4 separate regions of the Homo sapiens genome follow, and all the other regions are linked to region 3. Evidence: read pairs that join two places in POLR2A ChIA-PET (ENCODE). Cell type or tissue: GM12878. All regions are shown on one strand.

Region 1 (2,500 bases), 460 kb before region 3:
TCGTGCCTCTTTCAGTGAATGGTGGATATTGCCTGTGAGGAGGACGCCGTGCTGCCCGTGTTCCTCGTCGTGCTTTCCTAGTGGTGTGTTGTCAGCTGTTCTGTAGAAGGATGCGCCTTGCCCTTAGCTTTCTCCCCCCTACACCTTCTAGTGCTTAGCAAGTTCTAGCAGTGTATTTGCTTACATTTTAGAAGGCTGCTCGTGTCTGTCACCCTGGGCTCCCCTGCCCCACCTGGTTGTCACCAGAATGTACGTGATCCAGAAGCTGTGTGCCTGTGGCTTTGTTCTTGGTGCTGAGCACTGAGCTTTATTTCCCAATTCATGTTCCTGCAGAAACTGTTTGGCTTTCTTTTGGAATACGTTGGCGATTTGGCTACAGATGACCCACCAGACCTCACAGTCATTGATAAGTTGGTTGTGTAAGTAAAAATGGTGTGTCATCTGGGATGTGGGGTTAAGCAGAACAATTTTTCTCCCATTTAGAGTCATAAAAATACATTCCAGAGTTACTAAGGTAGGTGGAATGATGGTGTCAGCATGCCAAGTGGGCAGGTGGTCACCCAGGGCTTGTGAGCCTCACAGCGCAAGCCGGCTTCTCACACGTGCCGCTCCAGCCACTGTAGAGCTGGGACTGACTTTTAACCACAAACAAGTTGATTTTGAAACAAGTGAACCCCTTTAGATTTGTGGCTGGGATGGGGTGGCTCATTGTAAGTTTCAAGCTCTGGGTGACTGAGCGGTATTTGGAAAGCACGGTAGACACCCCGCCCCTCACCCTTCAGTGAAACCCAGTTGGGTGGCTTTGCATGCCAGGGAGTGTGTACCTCTTGTCTGCATGGGGACCGCCAGGGCGAGCTCCTGCCCTCGTTGCCCTCTAAGGCTGTGTGACCCACTCAGTGGCTCCTGGCCCCCAGGGCTGGTGGCTGGAAGAATGCCAGAGGGGCAGAGTCCTCAGTTGAGAGGCGTGTGTTGGCTTCGGATCCATGAGAGTGCACACCAGCTTCCTGCCCTGTGCCGCGCGGAGCTCTCCACGTCATCTTCTGCATGCATGGAGGCACTATCAAAGAAGTACCTGTCGTGAGGAATAAATGAGTTAATATGGAAAGTGCCTTGGAGCTGTCAGCTGCAGCTGCCACACAGAGTGGTGCCCCCAACAACGTCTGTACCACAAATCGAGCTGTTTCTCCCACCACCTCCAGTCCATAATGTTATGGCCGAGTTTTTAGGAAATGGCAGAAGTGAGTGTAGACTCTTAAGAATGCTGTTAGAAAAAGCGGATTCATCCAGTTCTTACTTGCTCAGTCAACAGGTGACTGCATAGGAAAGTGGCTTGCAGGGCTTTTCTGTGTTTCTTATCTAAAGTCATTCTCTCCTGACTTTACATTTCTGCTTAACAGGCACTTATATCATCTTTGCCAGATGTTTCCTGAATCTGCAAGTGACGCTATCAAATTTGTTCTCCGAGATGCGATGCATGAGATGGAAGAAATGATTGAGACCAAAGGCCGGGCGGCATTGCCAGGGTTGGATGTGGTAAGCAGAGTTCAGTCTAGGCACTGCCCCTGCCACAGAAGTTCTGTTTGGCATCACAGAAGGTGGACGACGGGTACGATGCTCTTGGCTGTACCCTGTGCTTCCAGGGTGATGTGGAGTGAGCTGCACGGCAGCGAGGGTGATCTGGAGTGAGAGTGCACGGCAGTGAGGGTGATCTGGAGTGAGAGTGCACGGCAGTGAGGGTGATCTGGAGAGTGCACGGCAGTGAGGGTGATCTGGAGAGTGCACGGCAGTGAGGGTGATCTGGAGTGAGTGCACGGCAGCGAGGGTGATCTGGAGTGAGAGTGCACGGCAGTGAGGGTGATCTGGAGTGAGAGTGCACGGCAGTGAGGGTGATCTGGAGTGAGAGTGCACGGCAGTGAGGGTGATCTGGAGTGAGAGTGCACGGCAGTGAGGGTGATCTGGAGTGAGAGTGCACGGCAGTGAGGGTGATCTGGAGTGAGAGTGCACGGCAGTGAGGGTGATCTGGAGTGAGAGTGCACGGCAGCGAGCCTGGGAGGGGAGGGCACTCCTCCACTAGCCATGGACTAACGTGTGGGTCGTGCAGGGAGATTCTGGTTTGATTCCACGTGAATGGTGCTGTATTTGGTCCAGTGACAAAAACATTGGAAGGCAAATAGAACCACGGTATTGTCCTTAAGGGCCCAAGCCTGTGGGCTGGTTTAAATTGGTCTCGGTTTCTATGTTATTCAAAGGTTGGGAGACATTTGTACGCTGAGATTTTTAACAATTTTATAACAGCCTCATGCTGTATTTTCAGCTTTAGTAACTTTAAGGAAATACTTGCTGAGATACGCTCTTTATTCTGTTGCCTGGTGTTTGTGTTGAAATGGATTCACAATAGTTAGCAGAAGCTTAAAAATGTAGGACTTAGGTTAGTGATTTTTAATCAACTCCCCAAAACATGATCTGAGCCCGTGTCTATAACCATTGTTGACTGCTTTGA
Region 2 (2,500 bases), 200 kb before region 3:
CTTGTAGCCTGTTGGTTTGATGTCTGCCTTTCCCCAAATTATATGCGCTCTAGGATGAGGTGGGACATCTGGGTCCTGGCCCTTCTCCCCCAGTCCTTGCTAATGCTGGGCAGACATACGGTTCTCCCTCAGCAGGACTTCTGTCTGCTGGAGAGGAGAAGTGCCCAGTTATGGGCAACCTGGTCATCACATCCTCTGGGATGCAGAAATGAGTAGTGAATTCTTTAAACTCAAGTGGGAGGGTTCCCTGGAGGGTTCTTAAGAATGGGCGATGGTTCGGCAGAATCCTGCTGGCCTGGCTGGGGCAGAGGGAGGACAGGAAGAGGTTAGGAGCAAAGGGATGGCGCACGTACAGGGATGACAGTGCTACACCCTGACAGGCTCCAGGTTGAGTGTGGGCAGCAGCCAGGCCAAAGACAACTTTGTACCACTTTGTTCTGAAGGGGCTGGGGAGTCACAGAGGGATTTAAACAGCAGAGTGAGATGATTTGGTCAGCTTTGTGGAAAGATCAATTTGTGGCAATGCTGTGGATGAACCAGAAGGCGGAAGGAGGACGAGTAGGTTAGTCAGGGGATGAGAAAGGATGAAGCAATGGCAGTGAAGGTGGCAAGGAAAGGAGGAATTCTGGAGCTATCAAGATGAAAGCTGGGACTGCACATCTAGTCCAGGAGCTACCACTGCTGGCTCCACTATGAGGAGGCACGGTCAGGTGACAGCTAGATCTGAACTCTAGTCCCACGTCTTGGCCTTTGGGCTCTGGAGTCTGGCGAGCTCGGATGCCAGCTCTCCCTTTTGCTAGCTGTGTGACCTCAGGCAAATCACTCAATCTTTTTGTGCTTTAGTTTTCTCATCTGTAATCTGGAAATACCTACCTCCAGGGGTATGGTAAGAGTTGAGCACACTGCCTGGCCCATAGTAAGTATTCAGTGAGTGTGATGGTGCACTGCTTTGATTTTCTAGGACAATAGTCTTAGAGACTACTATATAGAGACTACTTATATAGACATAGAGTCCCTGGACACAAAACACCTGACCAACCGACCAAACCTTTCCACCTTGCCCTTCTTCCACAGTGCTTCGGAGCAGAGAGGAAGCACTCCCCTCTGGGCTGCTGGACAGCTCAGCGAGTCCACTGACCTGGAACAGGCCCAGGAAGGCAAAGGGGGAGAGGAGGGTAGAGCAGACACTCAGGACTCAACAGCAGGAATAAACAGGTCCAGACGGGCCACCCAGGATACAGTAAAGGGCCTGAAGTCATTGTTTTGGTAAGGGAGCCCCATGGGACAAGAGCCAGGAAAATAAAAAAACGTATTTCAATAGATACCCATTTCTACAAAGCAGCGATAAGCTAAGAGCTGCTTTGCTGAGAAGTAATTGACAAAAAGTAACAAGTAGAAGACTTCTTGGTCTTGAGGACCTTCTTGTAAAAGGCAGAAGCCCGTGACAGATGCCAAACTGCTAGCTTTGAGCAGCAGTCCCATTGTGCCGGCCCAGCTGGTAAACCATGACTAGAAGCACTCTCAGGGCTCTGAAGCTACGTTAAGTGCCTCCTGGACTCCTCAAGACACGACCATGAGTTGTTTGGTTTCAGGTTTGAAAAGCCTGGCTGAGAGCCTGGGCTCCACCACCCATGTGTGTTCAGAGAGCTCTTGCTTATGCTTCAAAACCCTATTTCATCAGCATCACCTCCTCTGCAAAACCACCCGTGGGCTCATTTAAAATTTTCTCTCTTCGGTGTTACTTTTCTGCCTAGCATCTGTAAGTCACAACATTTTGATATTTTGATTATGTTTTTGTCTTCTCTTTAGACTGTGAACTCTTTGAAAAGAGGGGCCAAGACTAACCGATTTTTGTCTTCCTAGAGTCTAGCACAGGGCCTGGCACATATTGGGTGTTCAATAAGTGTTTGCTGAACAGTGTCTAGCTTAGAGGAATAAGGGAATGCATCTATATAACTGTAATATTGGAAACATACGGCAATGATTCTACGCATTTGATTTACACACTATTCAGAACCCCACACACTCAAAAACGGAAGCCCAGTTGTAGGGACAAAAGTAACAGGGATCAGTAACAAAAAAAGTTGTATTTTCTTTAATGCTTTTGCAGAAGATGCCTACTGACCTCAATAGCTTATGGATTTCTTTCAGGAAAAAATAGGTGTCTGTCACCTAGACCATTTTTGGACCATGACTTTATAAGTCCACCAATGATATAACTGTAAAGTAACTCTCTCAGAACGTGGACTACGCTATTGAATCAGAACACCAATTTCACTCGTTATACAAACCCACAAAGCTTCAACTAGCAGAAGTTTTGCATTTTTATCCACTTTGAGACAAAAGAAGTAATCCATAGAAAAGGAAAACTGTTGCTTTAAATGAAAGCTCTGACACAAATATGCAAACACAACAAACTGCTTTCCACTGCGCACACACTGAGTTTATCCAGGAGCTAGGTGACTCGCCTGTCCTCTACCACCCACACCCACTCGGACAT
Region 3 (2,500 bases):
TAGCCTAGGCCTACACCAGGTACACAGAACCCTCAAACCCCACCTGGGAGGCAGAGTCTGATACAATTACCCACTGAAAATAAGAGACCTGGGTCAGGCATGGTGGCTCACACCTGTAATCCCAGCACTTTGGGAGGCCGAGGCGGGGGGGGATCACCTGAGGCCAGGAGTTCGAGACCAGCCTGAACAATATGGTGAAACCCACCCCCTACTAAAAATACAACAATTAGCTGGGTGTGGTGGTGGGCGCCTGTAATCCCAGCTACTCGGGAACCTGAGGCAGGAGAATCGCTCGAACCCAAGAGGTGGAGGTGAGCCGAGATCGCACCATTGCACTCCAGCCTGCGCAACAAGTGAAACTCAGTCTCAAAATAAATAAATAAATAAAAATCAATAAAAACAAATAATTTTTTTTTGAGACACAGTCTTGTTCTGTCACCCAGGCTGGAGTGCAGTGGTGTGATCTTGGCTGACTGCAGCCTCCACCTCCCAGGTTCAAGCAATTCTTGTGCCTCAGCCTCCCAACTAGCTGGGATTACAGGAACCCACCACCATGCCCGGCTAATTTTTGTATTTTTAGTAGAGATGGGGCTTTGCCATGTTGGCCAGGCTGGTCTCCAACTCCTGACCTCAAGTGATCTGCCCACCTTGACTTCCCAAAGTGCTGGGATTATAGGTGTGAGCCACCGCACCTGTTCACAAACACCTCTTAAACAGAACTTTGATACCCTCAGTCATATCAATAACCACACCTTAATACTCAGAAGAAATATGAGCCTCTTGCTCATTATACAAATGAGGGTATGTGGTTAAGCGGTCAGCAATGATGTGGCTGGCCAATAAGCCCTACAGCCTTGGACAAATACTTGCCTTCTGTGCCTCAGTGTCCACATCTTTAATTGAGTAGAACACCTCACCTCTGTGGAACCAGTGACCGCTGAATGAAACACCCAGTATGGTTCCTAGCACCCAGAAGGCAGCTCTATCAACTAATTTGCTAACTATTCACAGGTGCCTAGTCTGGGTAAGGCACTGCTCCAGGGGCTAGGAATGGGATGGGAAACAGCAACAAAAAACTACCCATGGAGCATATATCCTAGCTGGAAAGATGATCAACAAATCAAGTAATAAATAGGTATTATATCAGAAGGGCTGGAGAGCATGTCCCTTCTTACAGGTATGAGTGCTATTAAATAAAGGCAAAACAAACCTTCACCCCAGGAGGAACTGGAACCAATGTTTCCGGCTCTCAGCAAGGGCTTTATTCATTTCCAGAACAGACTTGGCAGGATGTAGCTAATCACAACGGCTTAGACTTAGAACAGGACTCAGAGGAGGTTGAAGAAAGCCGGCACACAGCCAATGACAGGCAGTTCTCACCCAGAGTTATTTATTCCTAAGGCTCAGGGGCCTTGAACATTGGCCTCCCCTGAAGGTTTGCAGGGACAAGAGGAATGAATTTGATCAAAGCAGAAAGCAGCAGACTATGCTCAGAGAGGCAATGAGGCTTGTTCAGATGCCAAGTAACCAGGTCTTCCATAAAATTATCTTATGGCCCCGATTAAGCTGCCACCAGCAATCAGGCTACAACCAAAATCCCCAGGGGCCTGAAAGGAGCAAAGGGCTTTCACATCTATCAGCCAAGATGGCCTAGGCTTTGGGGCCTCATATAAAAACAAGGTAATTTCTGGGAGCCAGGAGAAAGGGTAAGATAATGAAGGAAACCTAAGGATCCACTCCTCCGGAGGCCGAGGGGCAGATGTACCTCAGATGCTAGAGGCCGTCAACATCCTCGACACTTCCCCAGGGCCCACAGTCAGCACAGGAGGCAGGCTTGCCAAGCTACCTGGTGTTGATGGCCACTGAGCACAGAGCCTGCTGGAGACCAGCTAGCAGCTTAGCTGCCTCTACTGTATTCAGAACCCAGGGTTGGCTGGGGTACAGGGATGGTTGTGAGACACTCACAAATCTGATTATTTGACCCATACCAGATGGGAGCAACTGAGCAGTGCCCCACAATGGGAATTCTCGAAGGGCACACCAGAGGGGGCCTAATCTCAAACAGCACTGTCTCTGGCTCCGGGCTCCTAAAGAGAGACATGTTCTTCTACTCTTAGTCAGATGCATCTGTGGGCTAAGGGACAATACAAGCTGTCACCAAAGGGCTAGCCAAACTCAACTCTCTAGGGGCTTGCATCTTGGTGGAGAAATCCAGCACCCAGAAGCCCTAATCTAGGCCCTCTTCAACTCTCCTTCAACACTTTACCTAGAAAGTAGACTAACAAATCAGTGTCCCAGCCTGGGCAACATGGGGAAATCCTGTCTCTACAAAAAAATACAAAAACTTAGCCGGGCATAGTGGTGTACGACTGTAGTCCCAGCTACTTGGGAGGCTGAGGTGGGAGGCTCGCTTGAGACTGGGAGGTTGAAGCTGCAGTGAGCCCTGACCATGCCACTGCACTCCTGCCTCGGTGATAGAGCGAGACTCTGTCTTTAAAAA
Region 4 (2,500 bases), 100 kb before region 3:
CCCCAGTAGCTAGGATTACTGGCATGCACCACCACGCCTGGCTAATTTTGTCTTTTTAGTAGAGATGGGGTTTCTCTATGTTGATCAGGCTTGTCATGAACTCCCAACCTCAAGTGATCCACCAGCTTCGGCCTCCCAAAGTGCTGAGATTACAGGCATGAGCCACCCCACCCAGCCCAGATTCAACTATTTAAAAATTATTTATTTTTTGAGATGCAGTCTCACTCTGCCACCCAGGCTGGTGTGCAGTAGCACAATCTTGGCTCACTGCAACCTCCACCTCCCAGGTTCAAGCAATTATCCCTGCCTCAGCCTCCCAAGCAGCTAGGACTACAGGTGCCCGCCACCACACCCAGCTAATTTCTGTATTTTTTAGTAAAGACGGGGTTTTGCCATGTTGGCCAGGCTCGTCTTGAACGCCTGACCTCAGGTGATCCGCCCACTTTGGCCTCCCCAAAGGGCTAGGATTACAGGCATGAACCACCATGCCCAGCCTAAAATTTAAAACTTCTATTTGATAAACATTAAGAAAATGAAAAAAATGACAAAAAAAAGTGAAAAATGAGAAAAATAGGAAAAAGATATACAACTTGACTGAAAAAATTGGGCAAAAGACTTGAACGGGTTCTTCACAACAGATGACCCAAATGGTCCATAGACATAAACATATGTCACAGATATCACAGATAAATTAAATCATAGTACCACCATTTACCCACCAGAGAGGCTGAAACAAAAAATTAGGACAAAACCCACGCTCAGCCAAAAACATGAAACAATGGGAACTCTCAAGCACTGCTGGTAGAGTGAAAATAGGTATAACCACTTTGGGAAATAGGCATTACATGAAGACTGTGAAAATACATGTAGACTATGACCCAGTAATTCCTTTTCTGGATATCTATCTTTCCTCATATTAAGTCCTGTATGCACCAAAATACATGTACAAGAGTATTCATGCCAGTCCCAAACTGGAAATAACCCATAAACTGTAGAATGAATGAACAGTCATCTATATGGTGAAATACTATACAGGAATTAAAATGGATAAACCATAGCTAAGTTCAAAACAAATAAATCTTTCAAATATTGTTGGGTGAGACAAGTTATATACCGTATTCAGTATGGATGCTTCCATTTATATAAGGTACAAAAACAGGCAAAACTATAGTGTTGGGATGTTTAGTTTTGGTTTGTTTTTTTTTTCCTTTTTTTGAGACAGAGTCTTGCTCTGTCGCCAGGCTGGAGTGCAGTGGCACGGTCTCGGCTCACTGCAACCTCCGTCACCTGGGTTGAAGCAATTCTCCTGCCTCAGCCTCCTGAGTAGCTGGGACTACAGGCACACACCACCACGCCCAGCTAATTTTTGTATTTTTAGTAAAGATGGGGTTTCACTATGTTGGCCAGGATGGTCTCGATTTCTTGACCTCATGATCTGCCCACCTCGGCCTCCCAAAGTGCTGGGATTACAGGCTTGAGCCACCGCACCCTGCCATTTAGTATGTTTAACGAAAGGAAAAGAAAGGAAACTGTAATCGAGTAGTAGCCTTTAGCAGGCTTTTGGAGTCCTGGTAATGTTCTATTTCCTTATCTGAATGGTGCTTATACCAGGGGTCAAATTAATTTGCAAACCTGTACATTACTTTTATGCATTTTTATAGTATTTAACAGTAAGAAATATTCTTTAGAGATGGGTGTTTTTTTTTTTTTTTTGAGACGGAATCTCACTCTGTCGCCCAGGCTGGAGTGCAGTGGCACAATCTTCACTCACTGCAACCTCTGCCTCCCAGGTTCAAGCGATTCTCCTGCTTAGCCTCCTGAGTAGCTGGGATTACAGGTGCGAGCCACCAAGCACCGCTAATTTTTTTAAGAAATGTTGTTTAAAGAACATTGTTAAAGGACAAATGAACAAGGTGATTCCATAGGGAGAGATCTCTCAATAAATGGTACACAACTGGATATGAATATGGAGTGGGGGACACCTCCAACTTCACCTCACACCATACCCAAAATTAAGTTGAAATAGATCACAGACCTATATATAACAGCTAAAATTATAAAACCTCTAGAAGAAAACAAAGAAGAAGGTTTTCCCAACCTTGGAGTAGACAAAGATCTCTTGAGACCCCAAAAGCACTAATCATTAAAAAAATTGGTAAACTGGACTTACACCAAAAAACTTCTGTTCCTCAAGACATGGCTGCTTCTGTCTTCTGCCCTAGGATGAAGAGACCTGGGACAGCATAATGCTCAACCTTACAGTGCAAAACAGCCAGACTAACTTCATATCCATGACTGTTTCTGAACCTGCTGGAGAGCTGTGGTTACAGAACAAACACTGGCCCATAATCTTAAGTGCCTTCAGGGAAAGAAAACAAATACACTCACCTGGGGTAGACACAATCAGACACACTAGTAAGAAGAGTTCAGCAAGAATAAAAGACAAATTGCGAAAGGCTGAGTACAGGCTGTCAGGACAATTTCTGGCAACTGCAGAAAC

The links. Peaks named below come from ENCODE experiments on the same cell type or tissue, not always from the same donor. Only the 100,000 strongest peaks of a DNase experiment are listed, where the experiment ranks them.
Region 1: POLR2A ChIA-PET joins it to region 3 with 5 read pairs; 2 of 35 experiments call an interaction of 5 or more read pairs at or near these places.
Region 2: POLR2A ChIA-PET joins it to region 3 with 6 read pairs; 3 of 35 experiments call an interaction of 5 or more read pairs at or near these places.
Region 4: POLR2A ChIA-PET joins it to region 3 with 6 read pairs; 7 of 35 experiments call an interaction of 5 or more read pairs at or near these places.

What each region holds. Positions count from the first base shown.
Region 1 is chr4:2,945,445-2,947,944 of GRCh38, reverse strand. NOP14 (NOP14 nucleolar protein) reads left to right here. Exons shown (of 18, transcript NM_001291978.2): 10 at 334-419; 11 at 1,398-1,533. It overlaps NOP14-AS1 (NOP14 antisense RNA 1), which reads right to left. Exons shown (of 4, transcript NR_015453.2): 3 at 825-1,072. Among named protein-coding and RNA genes, the nearest start is that of NOP14-AS1, 11 kb to the right of the region's middle. RefSeq lists an enhancer at 111-1,310. In GM12878, no CTCF peak of the experiment used is centred here; no DNase peak of the experiment used is centred here.
Region 2 is chr4:2,685,752-2,688,251 of GRCh38, reverse strand. All of the region lies in intron 13 of FAM193A (family with sequence similarity 193 member A), which reads right to left. Among named protein-coding and RNA genes, the nearest start is that of TNIP2, 69 kb to the left of the region's middle. In GM12878, no CTCF peak of the experiment used is centred here; no DNase peak of the experiment used is centred here.
Region 3 is chr4:2,481,720-2,484,219 of GRCh38, reverse strand. The region is part of intron 1 of RNF4 (ring finger protein 4); the gene reads right to left. Among named protein-coding and RNA genes, the nearest start is that of RNF4, 14 kb to the right of the region's middle. In GM12878, no CTCF peak of the experiment used is centred here; a DNase peak (open chromatin) is centred at 1,259; H3K4me3 peaks cover 1,764 bases; H3K27ac peaks cover 1,393 bases.
Region 4 is chr4:2,583,639-2,586,138 of GRCh38, reverse strand. All of the region lies in intron 1 of FAM193A (family with sequence similarity 193 member A), which reads right to left. Among named protein-coding and RNA genes, the nearest start is that of FAM193A, 48 kb to the right of the region's middle. In GM12878, no CTCF peak of the experiment used is centred here; no DNase peak of the experiment used is centred here.